Linked DNA regions of Homo sapiens: regions 1, 2, 4 and 5 are each linked to region 3. Evidence: chromatin contacts called from ENCODE Hi-C or POLR2A ChIA-PET data. All regions are on one chromosome and are shown on one strand. Each heading gives the region's core, a stretch centred on a gene start or an enhancer-like site at or near the end of the contact. The rest is flanking DNA. Distances are from core to core; before and after follow the strand shown. Region 1 holds the start of TEF (TEF transcription factor, PAR bZIP family member). Region 2 holds the start of TOB2 (transducer of ERBB2, 2). Region 3 holds the start of SLC25A17 (solute carrier family 25 member 17). Region 4 holds the start of TMA7B (translation machinery associated 7 homolog B). Region 5 holds the start of TNRC6B (trinucleotide repeat containing adaptor 6B).

Region 1 (2,700 bases), core at 61-2,560, 560 kb before region 3:
AACAGTGACAGCCACAGGGATGGGAGCCTCAGCATACACCCAGGAAAGGAAGAGAAATGGCATTTTAAAAAGGAAAATCCATTCCCCAGGCCAGACAACTCTCGAAGGCCTATCCCTTTCCCAAACCCTGAATAACTGATGGCTCTTGGAAATGCAAAGGTCTCACACTCAAAGTATACCTCAGTGCACCCACAACCCCACCACAGGCGGCCCTCCTGCTGCTCCCTGCACCCCATCTCCCAGGGCGAAAAACAAGGCCAGACCTGCTTTCCGTATACGCCCCAGTGACGTTCCTGGCCTAGGCAAAAAGATGAAGCTCAGTCCTGCCGCCGTGGCCCCAGAATCTAAGGGTCAGCCCCAACCAACCAGGCGAAGGGCCTCAGTGGACTCATCTGACCCTCATCGTTTCTCTGCTTGGCCCAAAACTCCCCTCCCAAGGCGCCTCACACTACTCGCCCACACCCCCCCCACCCGCTCAGCAGAAGCCCCGCAACAGAAAGGCTCCCGTTGGACCTAGTAGCTGGCGCTACTCACACCCAGGGAGGAAGCCAGGTCCCTCCGGGAGGGGTAAGGCCACGTACGATGACAGTTCGCTACCCTAGGCCTGCGCTTCCTAAACTTTGGTGTACTTGGAAAATAATGGGGGTGCGGTGGGGTGCTCCTTAAAATGCAAGACCCCTGTCCCAGTGACCGCAGATTGGGTGGGGCGCAGGAACCAGCAATTTAAACAGGCATCCCGAGTGACTCCGATGCAGGTGGCCCCGGGGGAGGGGCCCTGGAGCGTCATTTAAGTGACTGCTCCCGATCCCCTTCCGCCTCCTCAAAACCTCTCCCCACCCTCTCCCGCCAGACCCACCGTCTCAGCCCGCCCCTGACCCTCTGTCCTCAGCCCCCCGGCCTCGTCCTCCAGGCTCCTGGTCATCCAGGCCCCATCCCCCTCCGCTGGACCACTGCTCCCTGACCCACTGCCTCCCCGGCCCCGCCCTCACGAGGCCCCGCCCCTGTATAAGCCCCGCCCCCAGCCCGCGCGGACCACCCCCCCGCCCTCACCGAGGCGCGCCTCGCGCGGGGGGTTCTCCATCAGCTTCTTCAGGACCAGGGGGAAGGACCCCGACAGGCCCCTTTCCCCAGCTGCGCGCCCCGGCCCCGGACCGGGTCCTGCCTGCGGGTCCACAGGCGGCTTCTTTCCGCCGCCCGCGTCGGACATCGTGCCCCGGACTCGGCTCGCGCACCTCGCCTCCCCCGCCCGCCCCCCGAGATGGGCCGGAGCCGTGCGACCCGCTGCAGCTGCCGACACGGGCAGCTACTGCGCAGGCGCCCAATGGCGCCCCCGCCTCCTTCCATCGCTACCCCGCCTGCGGACCGGCTCTGGCACATTAATTATTCATGAGGCCAGGCCAGCTTCCCCGGATCGTTGCTCTGGATTGGTCCAGCCTGCGAGAGGGGCAGGCGCAGATCCTCGGGCCGTGATTGGTCGGGCAGCCGGGATAAGATAGACACGTGCGGGGCCAGGTGAGGACCCTCGCGGAGGCCCCGCCCCGCCGCCCCTGTGTCCCCTGATTGGCGCCTGCTGGAGTCTTTGTGGTGGGCCTTCCTCGGCGCGGTCCCTTCCCTCCTACCAGTGTTCCCCCTTCACCGCCCTCTTCATAACCCCCGCCCTCCCCAACCACCGCAGCCTCTCCCTCTTGTCCCCGACTTGCAACCTTCCCGACGCGCCACCGAAGAGGGGCGGAGCTCGGAGCGGCCAGGCCGGCCAAAGCGACCTATCCGAGCTCCTGCTCGCGCGGCGTGTCCACCCCCCGCGGGTCACGTGGAGCCGCAGCCGAGTCTGGTCGCGGGGGGAGGGGGCAGAGGAGGAAGGCGCGGGAACAGCCAATGGAGGGCGGGGGCGGGGCCCGGGGCGGTGCACGAGGCGCCGCACGTGCGGGGCTGTGGCGGGGCGGGAGGGGAAGGGAGGGACGGGTCTTTTTGTTCTGGGGACTCTGCCCAGGGTCGCGGGGCAGGGACGCTGAGCTTAGCCCGCACTTCTGCTCCCACGCGACCCAGAGGTCGCCTGAGGGCAGGGCCGGGGACCGCGACCTGCCAAGTCGTAGGGATGGCCTGAGCAGGCTTGGCCGCCCTAGAGCGGGGTGTCGGGTTGCCCACGCATCCAGATCAACACTAGCGTGGAGGGAGCATTCCTGAAGCTCTGACCTGAGCCAGGGCCCGAGTACATGTTTCCGCCCTCCCACTTACTAGCTTATGACCTTGGGAAAGTCCGGTTGCTTCACTGGAGCTTGTTTCCTCGGCCATAAAATTAAGAGGTTGGGCTAGAGAATCTCCACAGTCCCAAACAGATGTGAAATTCTTTTCCTTTCTAGAACTCTCCCTTCTTTTACCTAGAAAACAAAAACCTCCTTGACACCAGGTACCGATGCCACGTTTTGTGGGAGAACCACCTCCTCTCTTAAAATATAAAGCCTCCCCGGGAGTTCCGCAGAAATCCGTAAAAATGTAATATGTGGCGCGGTACACAAATGGAAAGCTGCTCCTAAACAGCGCTCAGAACTTTGTACCTCTTTATAGTACAGATCAGACTCCGCTGCAAACCCAGGCAACATTAGACTCCCCGCTTAACTCCCGGAAGGCAGAGAGCTTGGCTTGTTTATCCAGCATCCCTACAGTGGCCCAGCCCTTCTAGCAGGAGGGGTTGGGGGGGTG
Region 2 (2,700 bases), core at 48-2,547, 630 kb before region 3:
GGGCGGGAGGGGAGAACTGGGAAATGGGAGATCTAAGGAGGGACCGGGGAGAAGACCTCACTCACAGTCCCCCGGGGGCTCCAGACTGCATCTTCCGGCACTCCTGTCTGCCTGTGACCGCAGAACACGGCCCTCCCTCCCCCTGGCTCTGTGTCCCGCACACTCACAGAGGCAGAGCAGCCCGCGTGGCCAGAGCCGGGGGAGGGGGCCTCAGCGCGCGGGCCTGGCGCGCCCAGTCCCGGGTTCGCGGAGCCTCGCTCCGCCGCCCGAGGGGCCGTAGTGGGTGCGAGCCTTGCGCCCGTTGCACGGTCAGGGGCCACCCCACGCCGGCGGGACTGCGACTAGAAGAAATGTGGGGCTCTCCCGCGTGCCCCACACTGGGGTCGCTGGCCAGAAAGAGCAAACAAGAGTTGGGAGAGGGGCTGCGCCCGCGCGCCTGCGCAGAGCCAGAGCCGGCCCTCCAGGCTGCAAGGAAAGGAGCGCCAGAGGCGGTGAGGGGAAGGTCCTTTGTGGCACTCGGCTAGTTTCACGGCCGTCAGCCTCGTCCTCGGCTCCTCTTACTCCCGCACAGCGTGGCCCAGGCCCCAGAGTCTCCCTCGCCTTTCTTTCGACGTTGAGCCCCCCGAGGAATCACAAGGCGCTCGGAAGACTCATGCCTGCCCGAAACGGGTCCGAAATGTTTCCAGAGCCCGCGTCGTCCCCTCAGTTCCCCCTCCCGCAGAGGCCGTAACGGGGCGATGCTATCGCCGCGGACACGGCCAGACGCTCGGAGCTGGAGGGAAGGCCCCGGGAAACGGCTCGGGCAAACGTCCGAACCATGGGCTCCGAGGCAGGTGCAGGGCGGACGACTCAGCGGGGGGTTTCCGGCGGGCATGGTGACTCCCTCCCCTCCCCCGCGATACTCGTCCCCCAAACACAACTAAAGGGAGAGTGCACTGTGCCCGGCTCGTGAGCAACCCGGCCCCAGGTGGTCCCCGGCCCTCACGGAGCGCCCCTGGGAGAACACCTCACACGACGCGCACAAGTTCAGAGTGGTATGGGAATGAAGGAAAGGAGTGCGGCGCGGCGCTGTGACAGGGAGGGGAAGACGGGGAGCCGGACGCACGACCGGCGAGCACAGAAGGGCACAGGAGCTGCTCCGCGAGATACCAGCGAGCTGAGGCGCGGGGCTGGCTGGGAAGTAGTCCCGGCCGGGCCCTGGCCCCGCCCCTGCAGGGCGGAGGGACGCATCACGCAGGGGTGGGGAAGCCGGATCCGTGCGCAGGGTTGCTAAGGGTGAAACTTTTCATTGACTTTGCTCACTTCGGGCCGGGGCGCGGGAAGGTGCGGGTTGTTGGCTGAGGCAAGCCGTGGCTCGGGCGACGCGGGGCCAGGAGGGCAGGACCGTCTGCCGGCGACAGCCCATACCGTCTGCCGTTGCGCGACACGAACCACCCTCCGATCCGCCATCCCCGCGTCGTCGCCGCTAGTCCGCCCGCCCGCCCTCGGGCCCCCCGCTGCCGAGCCCGACCTCCTAAGAGCTGAAAGAAATTATTGAGAGTCATAGTCCATAGCCCCCTGCTTCGTCCCCCAACCCTCAACGACGAAAAGGACTTCGGTCCCCTGGCCCGGCGACGCCCGGGAAGGAAAGGAGAGCGACCTCCGCCCCGCGCTCAGGCCACCCTGGAGGGAGAAGCCGCCCCGCGGCCGGTAGAGCGCCCCGCCGCCGCGGAGACCCGAGTGAGTGAGTTGGGGGGCGTGCGGGCGGGGGGCCCGCCCCGAGACCCAGCCGGCCGGACTACCTCTTCCACCCCGCCCCACTCCCGCTTTGCTGGACTCTCCACGTTGCTGCCGCTCCCTCCCCGCCTGGCCAGCATTTTCTTTCCCCATCCAGCTTCCCTCCAGACCCCACTTTCCCCAGCTCCTCTTCTCACGCCATCTGTGCTCCTGGGGTGCCCAAGAGCTCCTTTTTCTCCCAGTTCCAAGAGTGGCCCTCTCCTGGGTGGGGTGCATTTCCTCCCTTCCCCGCCTCCCCCGGTTCTTTATATCCTAGCTACTCGCTAGATCTTCCTTGTTCTCCAAAGAAACATAACTCCCCCCACCGTTAAATAAATCCGAGGAAGGAAGGGGATCCAGGCCTTGTTTTTCTGCTTCTTTTCCCGTGTGCAGGGAAGGGGGGTGGTAATTGTTAATAGACTCTATTTCTGGCTCTGTGGAGCCTGAAGGGTGGAGGGTGGACACCCCCTTTGGCGACGGGACAGGTCAGTGGAGATTGTCCTTGGGCCACTGAGCCAGAGTTCACCGTTTCGGCTGAGCTCTTTATACTCTTAAGTGTTTTAATGGAAAATTGGGCAGAAAAAAGTACCCTTAGAGCAGTGCCAGTGAGTGGATTCTGCTTATCTTGGTAAGGTGCCTGCGAGGTGGGGCCCTACCCCCAAACTCCTTCCCCTCCTGTCCGGAGGATGAACTGTGCCCTTGACCACCAGAAATCTGGGAGGGGAAGGAGGGTGCAGAGAGGAGGCACAGCCGGCAGGCCCTCTCCCTCCCCCAGGAGAAACCAGAACCCCGCACAGCAAGCTTCAGCTTGGGGACGGGTGGAGGCCAGTCTCTGGTGCTACTCCGTATCTAAACGGTCTTTTTCTCCTTCTTACCCACCGTACCCTGGGAATGGGTCCTTCATCTCTGATTTTCCGGCAGAAAAACAATCCTATTGCTTTCTTG
Region 3 (2,700 bases), core at 126-2,625:
TACAGCCAACTAGTTTCTATGTTCCCATGCCAAAATAATCTTTTTTTTTTTTTTTTTAGGAGTCTCACTCTGTCCCAGGCTAGAGTGCAGTGGTGCAATCTTGGCTCACTGCAACCTTTGCTTCCTGGGTTCAAGCGATTCTCCTGCCTCAGCCTCCCTAGTAGCTGCAGTTTCAACATTGTAATTTCTACAAGGCGCGTGCCACCATGTCCGGCTAATTTTTTCTATTTTTAATAGAGACAGGGTTTTGCCATATGGGCCAGGCTTGTCTCAAACTTCTGACCTCAAGTGATCTGCCCGCTACGGCCTCCCAAAGTGCTAGGATTACAGGCCTGAGCCGCTGCGCCCAGCCCAAAATCATCTTCGCTTCACTTTTGGTCCTTCACTTTCACGTCATGATTCTATGGCGTGATGGGAATGTTCCTGGAAGCAGTATCTTCTGCAAATTTTGTGAAAACGGCCAGGTTAAACTTTGTTAGACCCCTCTCCCAGGGATTAAGTGTGATGATGGGCATAAAACACTAAGCCTGGCATGTAGTCAGCACTGAGGAGTTATCACGAGGATATTCTAAAAGGAAACATGGTAAAGACAAGTGGTGATGGTGTCTCAGGAAAGAATCCCTGAGTCCCTGAGGAGCATCCTGAAGCAGAATCTCACAGTATGACAGGTTAAAGCTGAATGTGGCTGCTTTAGTTTTGTGTAATTTTGTTAGTCACTTTGCAACATGGAAAAAAATTTTTTTCCTTCAGTATTTTATGAAGTACTACTACATAAATTGGCTTTCGTAATCCTCACAGCAGATGGGGATTGTTGGTACTAGTACATTGTCATTTCACAGAGGAAACCCAAGAGGTTAAATGACTTCCATAGTTGCCAACTAGGGGGAGGCTCCCACTCGCGTCTTGTATTTTGGGCTCCTGATGCTCAACATCTCTTCCCACCACACTCAAGGGTTTTTCTGGAGGAAGAAGTTTCCAAGTCCACAAGTGAGTTTTTTTCCTCTTGGCCAAAATGTGACTTTCAGAATAGAAAAGAGCTCAGGCGCAGAGAAACAGGGAGACTGGAGTCTCATTGAGTTTCCCCATCTTTGTCACCAGAGTAAAAGAAGGCCATTAAGACTTCTGAGATGGAGGAACTGGTCAGGGCCCGGGAACGCCAGAGAACGTCGGAGGAACCGGGAGCCGGGTACCTGGTGTCAGGCCGCCTTGCGCCTTGGAGCCCAGCCCCGCGAACACCTCGCTGTCCCGCCCCGCGCCCACAGGGGCCAATCAGCGTTCAGGGGCGTTCTTAGCCGCCCCCCCCCCCCCGCTTTCCCGCCCCGCGACCCGGAAGTGGTTCTAGGGCAGGCGGGCGGGTTTGAGAGGGCGGGGATTGCGACTCTCACACCCTGAGCTCCGGTGCTCCTTTCCTAACTCCACTGGCTGCGGCATCTGTGGGAAAAGTGTGGCTGGGTCTTCGAGGAGCCGCACCAATGGCTTCCGTGCTGTCCTACGAAAGCCTGGTCCACGCCGTGGCCGGAGCCGTGGTGAGACGGGGTCTTTACGCCCGGGCCGCAACGGGTTATAAGGCTTCTCGGGGGCCAGTCCCGGGATATGCCTGAGGGATGGGTCTGAGAGGGAGGTAGTGTGGGTTGGGGTCCACTGTCATGACTGTGGGGCAGAGAGGAATGGGCCATTGGCGGAAAGTTGTTGGAGGAATTCGGGGTAAGGGCCGAGACTCCGCCACCTCCTGGTCTCCTAGAGACTGCGGGGTAGAGAGCCGTGTTCACACGTGCCCGCTCAGGGTCCGCATCTTTGCCGTGGGAAGTTTAAGGTCAGGCTACCACCGCACACTCACACACTTTGCTTTACTGGCCCGGAGGAGAACGTAGGTGTGAAGCCGTGTTGCTTAGTCACATGCTTCCCTACAGCCTGTCTTCACGCTTGCCGCGGGCAAGTGGCAATACCTAGTAGGATAGCTCTGGGCACCGTTATTGGCAGGAGAAGATAGATCCTTTTTTTTTTTTTTTTTTTTCCGGACAGGGTCTTGCTCTGTTGCCCAAGCTGGAGTGCAGTGGCGCGATCACGACTCACTGCAGCCTCGATCTCCCGGGCTCCAGCGATCCGCCCACCTCAGCTTCCTGAGTAGCTGGGACTGCAGGTGTGAGCCACCACACCCGGCTACATTTTTAAAAAAAATTTTTGGGGTCTGGCAGTGTTGCCCAGGCTGGTCTCGAATTCCTGGCCTCAAACGATCCTCTCGATTTGGCGTCCTAAACTGCTGGCATGAGCCACTGTGCCTGGCTTTTTTTTCTTTCTTTCTAAATCAAGATCTGGGTTCCTGTCTACCACAAGTGTGGTTTGTTATGAGGTATACGCTTGATTCTTGGGCTTCTGGTGTCTAGGTTCCACTTGACACTTCCCCTCTCCCCTCTTTTCCTTAAAACTTTCCACTTTTGGCTTGGGTGACTCCTCTTGTGGTTCTTTTATCTCTTTGACTGCCTTTTCTCATATTCTTCACCAGTTGTTAGCACACACCTTTAGCTGTTAAAATCACTGTGACTTCAGAGGAACATCACTGAATCCTCTGTTTAGCCTCCAGAAACTTCACTGAGAGCTCACCTTCTCTGTAGACTAATCTGGATTTAACCCTAACTCCATCATTTGTTAGCTAGATGCCCTGTAAACCTTACTTTCTTAATCTGTAAAGTGGGGGAAGTG
Region 4 (2,780 bases), core at 201-2,700, 860 kb after region 3:
TGAGATTGGATTTCTGTCCTTAAAACAAAGCTTTATGCCTTTCAAAATATATTGAATAAACCAGATCGGTATTTCCTGCCAATAACTTGACAGTAAGGTTTTGCTGTACTTCTCCTGATCTGCTAACAGCATTATATTCTTGCAGTTTCACATGTGGTGAAGTCTGATACGTGACTTGCGATCCTCAACATGCTGACCACACACAGTGTGTTCCGAACTGGGCTTCTGAGTTTGGGGCTGTGTAATGTCTACGCGTGGACTGAGTCACTTCCTATGGGTTGCTGCACCTTAGTGAGATTTCGCTGTTACAGTCCTCCCCCACTCCTGGCCCTCTGTTCTGTGGTTTTCGGTCTTGCTGTACTGTACTGTGTTGAAGTAGCCTTTCTTTTTGTTCAGCTGCCTACAACTATACATGTATTTGTTGGGGCTCAGAAAACGACACCCCTTGGCATGCTGAGTGCTTCGAACCAAAGGAGATGGGAAGGTTTCAGAAGCAGCCTTGGAAGCAAAGTCTTCCTTTGGCCTTCTCCTGCCCTCCTGTCTCCCGCTCCTCTTTCTCCCCCTGAGTGAGTCATAGAAATTAGAATTCCTCTTCCCCACAGTGGGTCAGAGAGACTAGAAGGGTCACTATGGGGGAGGCCAAGGCAGGAGGATTACTCGAGGCCAGGAGTTTGAGATCAGCCCAGGCAACACAGTAAGACCTAGTCTCTACAAAGAAATAAGTTAAAAAAATATTAGCCAGGTGTGGTGGTGTGCACCTGTATCCCCAGCTACTTGAGAGGCTGAGGTGGGAAGATGGCTTGAGCCTGGGACACAGAGGCTGTGGTGAGCAATGATTGCGTCACTGCACTCCAGCCTGGGCAACAGCTGTCTCCAAAAAAAAAAAAAAAAAAGAAGACTTGGGACAGGCCTTGTTCAGTTTCCTACCTCAGTCTGTTACCTTAGATCAAACCCCCTTTGTCCAATCCCATTTCTACAGGGCTGTCTGTCCTTTGACAAACCTAAGCATAAAAATAGACGGCTTTCCCTGGGTCTTGGGTCTTCATTTCTGAAGGCTTCTGTGTCACACAAGTCTTTGATTAAATAAATGTGTCCACTCTCCTCTTGTTAACCTGTCTTGTAGGAGTGTCAGCTGTGACTCCTCTGATGGGCAAAGAAAGGTGCCACAACTTTTCCGCCCCTGTATATCCTACAGCAGTGACTTGAGATTTCTATTTTTCTCTGACTCTTCTTCAGATATGCATCAATCATAAAAGAAAAGGTTAAGATTTAAACCCCCAGATGGATCTGGACAAGTGGGAGTTCTCCTCCTCCTATCCCTCCTTCCTTCCACAAATACTCACTGAGTGTCTCTCTTTTATGCAAGACACTGTTAAAGGCATAAAGATGAAGTAGAGGAAAATCCTGCCCTTCCAGAAGCACCTGGGCTAGAAGGGGAGGCAGATGGGCGTAGAAATAATTTCAAACACACACCAGTGTTCTAAAGAGTGGTGTGTGCATGTTTTGGGAAGGCACTGGGAGCAGCAGGTTGTGAAGCTGCTGCCATGCTTGGCCCCTAGGCCACCATGCTTCTGACCATTGGGTCATATTCCAGAGGTCCCTTCATGGCTTCAGCATTCTGTGAGGTTAACAGGCCGAGAAGGGCCAAGGCAGTGTCAGGAATGGTCAGTACCTGACAGAGATGGAGAAGTCCCCTGGGGAGCTCTGGCTGGCCCGGATGATGAAGAAGCCAACCTCCTTGCCCATGAGTAAGTTCTCTGCCTGGTGTCGAGAGAGGCCTTCGTGAAACCATCTGTGGGGGCGAGATCAAACAAAAGGATCAGGATGAGACACAGGAGTGACAAGAGGGAGACGTGGAGAAGAGGTGACCCAGAGGGAAAGAGGCTGGGGACTCTGTACAGTAGGGAGCAGAGAGAGACCAGGTGCTGTTTGAAATCAAACCAGTGCTCCAGGCAGCTTTCAGGAAAGGCGAGGGAGCATTCCCCTTGATTCACCCTCTTTGTTCCTTCTCTCCAGGAGAAGTCTCTCTCCAGCCTGGGAAACGAATCATGGAAATGTGTCGCTGCACCAAAATGGGGCAGTGTGGGAGTGACTCACTGCAGGAAGCAGCCGCCTGCCGGCAGCTGCGGAAGAGATAGACCAGAGCTGCGAGGACAGAGGATGCACTGGGGAGGGAAGGGAAGGCTTCAGGCACTGGAGCCAACCAGGTGCAGCCGGCTGAGCAGGGCCTGGGGTGCTCATGCCTGCCCTGAGGTCTCAGTGGCCTAGAGGTTCCTCCCTGGGTATTAAAGGAAAGTTACAGCCCAGGGCGTCACGTTACCTAGGCTGGCATGGAGCACAAGGGGGCTTTGCTCAGTGTGCCTAGCAGAGGCTGCAGTGTTCCTAGGGAGTCCAGTGTACATGCTTGGAAATCAGCGAGGCTGGCAGCCGCCAGAGAGCGGCGTCTATACAACCAGATCCTGGGCCTGCCCCAAAAATCCAGGCTGGGAAATAATCTTTACTGTGGAAAAGAAGAAACAGGAGAAATTACTCTTTTAGCAGAATGGTCAGGGTGGCAGCCCCTGGAGGTACAGCTGCATACAGCGTGGCATGTATGAAATAGGTCAAACACTTACACAGGGCCAGGCAAGCTGTGGCTGCAGCCTCAAAGCAGGAGGCCAGAGACCTCTCTCCACCACAGACAAGCAAAATGAGTGTCTGCAATCACTCAGCGGCCAAAGGTGGGACTGTGTCACATTGCTTCAAGGTGGCTGCTCTAATTGCTGTCACCAGAAGGCTCA
Region 5 (2,772 bases), core at 238-2,737, 640 kb after region 3:
AAAAGAGAAAAGAAAACAAGGCCTCTCAGAGCCAGGGATGTGCTCAGGGGGGTGGAGTAATTTACCCAGGGGTGGGGGCAATTTACCCGCCACATCACAAACTACAATCCTTTCAGCCCACCAGACCGAGAAGCATTACATCACACTCTCACAATGATAGGGGGAGGAGGCTCTGAGAAAGCAAGTTTTCAGCTTTCTTTCCTCCCTGCTCTCAGGCTTCCAGAATCCTGCATTAGGAGTAATGGAATTTAACTTCAGGCACTGCACAGCTTCAGGGGTTACTAACAATCACATAGACTGCTACTTATACATGTGACCCTAAATGACCACTTCGCAGTGGATACATGGCCGAAACAGGCAACCACACACTCACACGATGAATTTATGCTGAAAAACTCAGTTTTGCATCTGTGTAAAATTAAACAAAAATTTTATTTCGTGAGGAATGAAGAAGGCTAATACACAGGGAGAACTGATAAAGAAATAATTTCTAATCGCGGTGAATAGCTGTTCATATCTTTAAAACACCATGTTTACAACATAGTCCTACCCTTTGGTTGAATCCAGGATCAAAATAAAAGCGCATCTGGCTGCACATTTGAGAACACACACAGAGACCCAGTGCAAATGAGCGCGCGCAGAAAGGAGAGGGGTGAGCCACATATTGCTTGGGAGGTTTTCAAGCAGGGGAATCTACAAACCCCAAACCTCCTGGTGTTCACCCGCCCCCAACCTGATGTTTAAAATGTATTAGGTCTTACTTTAGGTTTTACATCTCTCTAGGAAGGAGGGCCCAGTTTAAAAAATAAAAAGATAGAAAAAGGCTTTCCCGTTCTAGGGCTTGCCCTCCCAGATCCTTTGTCGGCCTTAGCAGCCGAAAGAATGCAAACCCATTTATATTTATGCAAATTTTTGCAGCAGATTTAAGGGGGGAGGGGGAGGTCTGTGTTTTTTAAAAACCTCTTTCTAAATAGCAAATTTCCAATTACTCGCAGCTTCATTTATTGCAAGATAGAAACGATGATGAAAATCTGCATATACATTAAAAGTGCAATTAAATCACTTCAAAATCTAAATATTTTACCACGTCTTTTCCATTTCTAAAATGCCGAACCAAAGTACATCACGGGTCTGATTTACACAGATCCACGAAATGTCTGAAGCCAGTCTCCATGCTAGACAAATGTCGATTTGCAACACCACCAGTGAAAACGGTTAGACAAGATCCATATAAATCAATTGGTTAAAAAAAATTGAAAATATTTACCAACCTCATAAAGTGCAGCAGTGCTTAAATCCAGCAAATTGAGGCATACAAGGTAGAAATGGAAATGAAAAAAGGTCCAAAAAATGAATTCTTTTTGTCTATCTGTTTTTTTGTATTTTAAATATTCAGAAACCAGCAGAGACTCTGTCGGCCATTTTGGCTTGAACTAACTCTCTCTCACACACTCTCCCTCTTGCTCTCTCTCTCCCTCTCTGTCTCTAAAGGAAGCAGCTTTTTGTGACCTTCAAATAGAGGCAGATCATGTGACTTCGGGTAGGTTTGTCAATCAGGAAAGGGGAGGGAGCTGGAGCTGAGACTGCCTTAAAGGGGAAGCAGCCCTTTTCCACTCACTTTCATTTGTGAAATGCTGTTATCTCATACTCTCCGCCTACAGACACTGCATGTGAAAGTGGCAACAGCATAAGGGTAACAGATGAACAAAACAGAAAAACCTTTATTGGTTTATAGAAATATGCTCAGTTGCTAACGATTCTTACAGCTCCTGGATCTTCTCCTGGCTCGCTTGCTAGTTATTCTCTAGATGTTTGGGCAAGCACAGGCTGGCAAACTGCTCTGTAAAAGGGGCTGAAACACAGCTCTACCAAACAAGAGGCTTTAGCTTTGAAAGAATGAGGTGAAATACAGGGCACGACTGATCTCTAAGAAACTCCTAAAATGTATAGAAAAAGACTGAAAGAAACGCACAAAAGTATAAACTGAACTGCAATTCAGAAAGGTTAAGTGACTTATCCCAAATCACACAGCTGAACAGCTGCAGAAGAGGGACTGGTTTCCCAATTCTGAACTCTACACTTATTGTTTTGCCTGTATGTGTGTTCAGTACCTCCTCCCCCAAACCCAAATAAAAACTATGCTTCAGCACTGCAAACGGAGTTTCTCTGGGCTAGGGCAGGTCTGAGTCATCTTTAATCCCCTCCCCCACCGCAGGAGGTAGCTCTGCAGCTGAGGGAGCCTAGGCACTAAATTAAAACCTACCTGGTTTCCACCACTCCTAATCCCTTCTCCTTCGCATATACATCTCCACTCCTACCCACTTAAGAAACCCAAGCTCGGTTTGCATCTCCAGCCCCCGCGGCTCACAGGCCGTGTAACTTCACTGCTAACAGCAAGTAAGTAAGTCCCTTACCCATCCTCCCACCCTGCCTGGCCTCCGTTTTCTCATTGGTAGCCGGCGGAGATTGGGCTTCCCTAGATGGTATCTTTGGTTTCTTTCACCTCTGAAACTCTGCACTTGGCTTCTTTGAGTAGTTCTGTTCATCTTTTCCTGGCCATCTCAAAAGTTCGCCTCCACCCTGGGAAGGCTTCTTGACCCTCGCAGTCCAGACCAGGCCCTCCTGTTAACACTCCCATAATATCCTTTACTACTTCTTCAGAGCAATGGTCATAATTGCAATTTATGAAAGAATGTGCTTAACATTAGTCTTCCCCAGGAGACTGTAAACTGTATAAGGAAAAACACCACGTCTTCACTGCTCTGTGAGGCT

The links. Hi-C counts contacts between places; a loop is a spot of excess contacts on that map. ChIA-PET counts read pairs that join two places held with the same protein, here RNA polymerase II (POLR2A). Pooled maps may share reads with other maps.
Region 1: a loop to region 3 is called in a pooled map, with 9 times the contacts of the local background. The contact joins the promoter of TEF here to the promoter of SLC25A17 in region 3. A Hi-C loop is called at or near these places in 9 of 50 pooled maps. POLR2A ChIA-PET finds 5 or more read pairs at or near these places in 3 of 52 experiments (A673, GM10248 and activated T-cell).
Region 2: a loop to region 3 is called in a pooled map, with 11 times the contacts of the local background. The contact joins the promoter of TOB2 here to the promoter of SLC25A17 in region 3. A Hi-C loop is called at or near these places in 8 of 50 pooled maps.
Region 4: a loop to region 3 is called in a pooled map, with 2.6 times the contacts of the local background. The contact joins the promoter of TMA7B here to the promoter of SLC25A17 in region 3. A Hi-C loop is called at or near these places in 1 of 50 pooled maps. POLR2A ChIA-PET finds 5 or more read pairs at or near these places in 2 of 52 experiments (B cell and activated T-cell).
Region 5: a map of B cell shows a loop between it and region 3 (21-fold over the local background). The contact joins the promoter of TNRC6B here to the promoter of SLC25A17 in region 3. A Hi-C loop is called at or near these places in 1 of 168 maps with a recorded cell type or tissue (B cell), 1 of 37 single-sample maps with no recorded cell type and 6 of 50 pooled maps. POLR2A ChIA-PET finds 5 or more read pairs at or near these places in 4 of 52 experiments (BJ, HepG2, activated CD4-positive, alpha-beta T cell and 1 more).

The regions. Positions count from the first base shown.
Region 1 is chr22:41,380,552-41,383,251 of GRCh38, reverse strand. TEF (TEF transcription factor, PAR bZIP family member) reads right to left here and starts at 1,310. Exons shown (of 4, transcript NM_003216.4): 1 at 1,051-1,310. The coding sequence starts at 1,207. It overlaps LOC105373042 (a long non-coding RNA gene), which reads left to right and starts at 1,341. Exons shown (of 3, transcript XR_938271.3): 1 at 1,341-1,512. RefSeq lists enhancers at 472-551, 1,333-1,627 and silencers at 762-1,461, 1,492-2,091.
Region 2 is chr22:41,445,398-41,448,097 of GRCh38, reverse strand. It overlaps TOB2 (transducer of ERBB2, 2), which reads left to right and starts at 1,297. Exons shown (of 2, transcript NM_016272.4): 1 at 1,297-1,719. It overlaps LOC105373043 (a long non-coding RNA gene), which reads right to left and starts at 1,153. Exons shown (of 2, transcript XR_938274.2): 1 at 66-1,153. RefSeq lists a silencer at 166-265 and enhancers at 136-831, 836-1,085, 832-1,527.
Region 3 is chr22:40,818,021-40,820,720 of GRCh38, reverse strand. SLC25A17 (solute carrier family 25 member 17) reads left to right here and starts at 1,375. Exons shown (of 9, transcript NM_006358.4): 1 at 1,375-1,526. The coding sequence starts at 1,473.
Region 4 is chr22:39,959,067-39,961,846 of GRCh38, reverse strand. It overlaps TMA7B (translation machinery associated 7 homolog B), which reads right to left and starts at 1,450. Exons shown (of 2, transcript NM_001396013.1): 1 at 928-1,450. GRAP2 (GRB2 related adaptor protein 2) reads right to left here. Exons shown (of 8, transcript NM_004810.4): 4 at 1,673-1,792. RefSeq lists an enhancer at 2,303-2,780.
Region 5 is chr22:40,176,640-40,179,411 of GRCh38, reverse strand. TNRC6B (trinucleotide repeat containing adaptor 6B) reads right to left here and starts at 1,487. Exons shown (of 23, transcript NM_001162501.2): 1 at 1,272-1,487. The coding sequence starts at 1,276. RefSeq lists an enhancer at 1,599-1,648.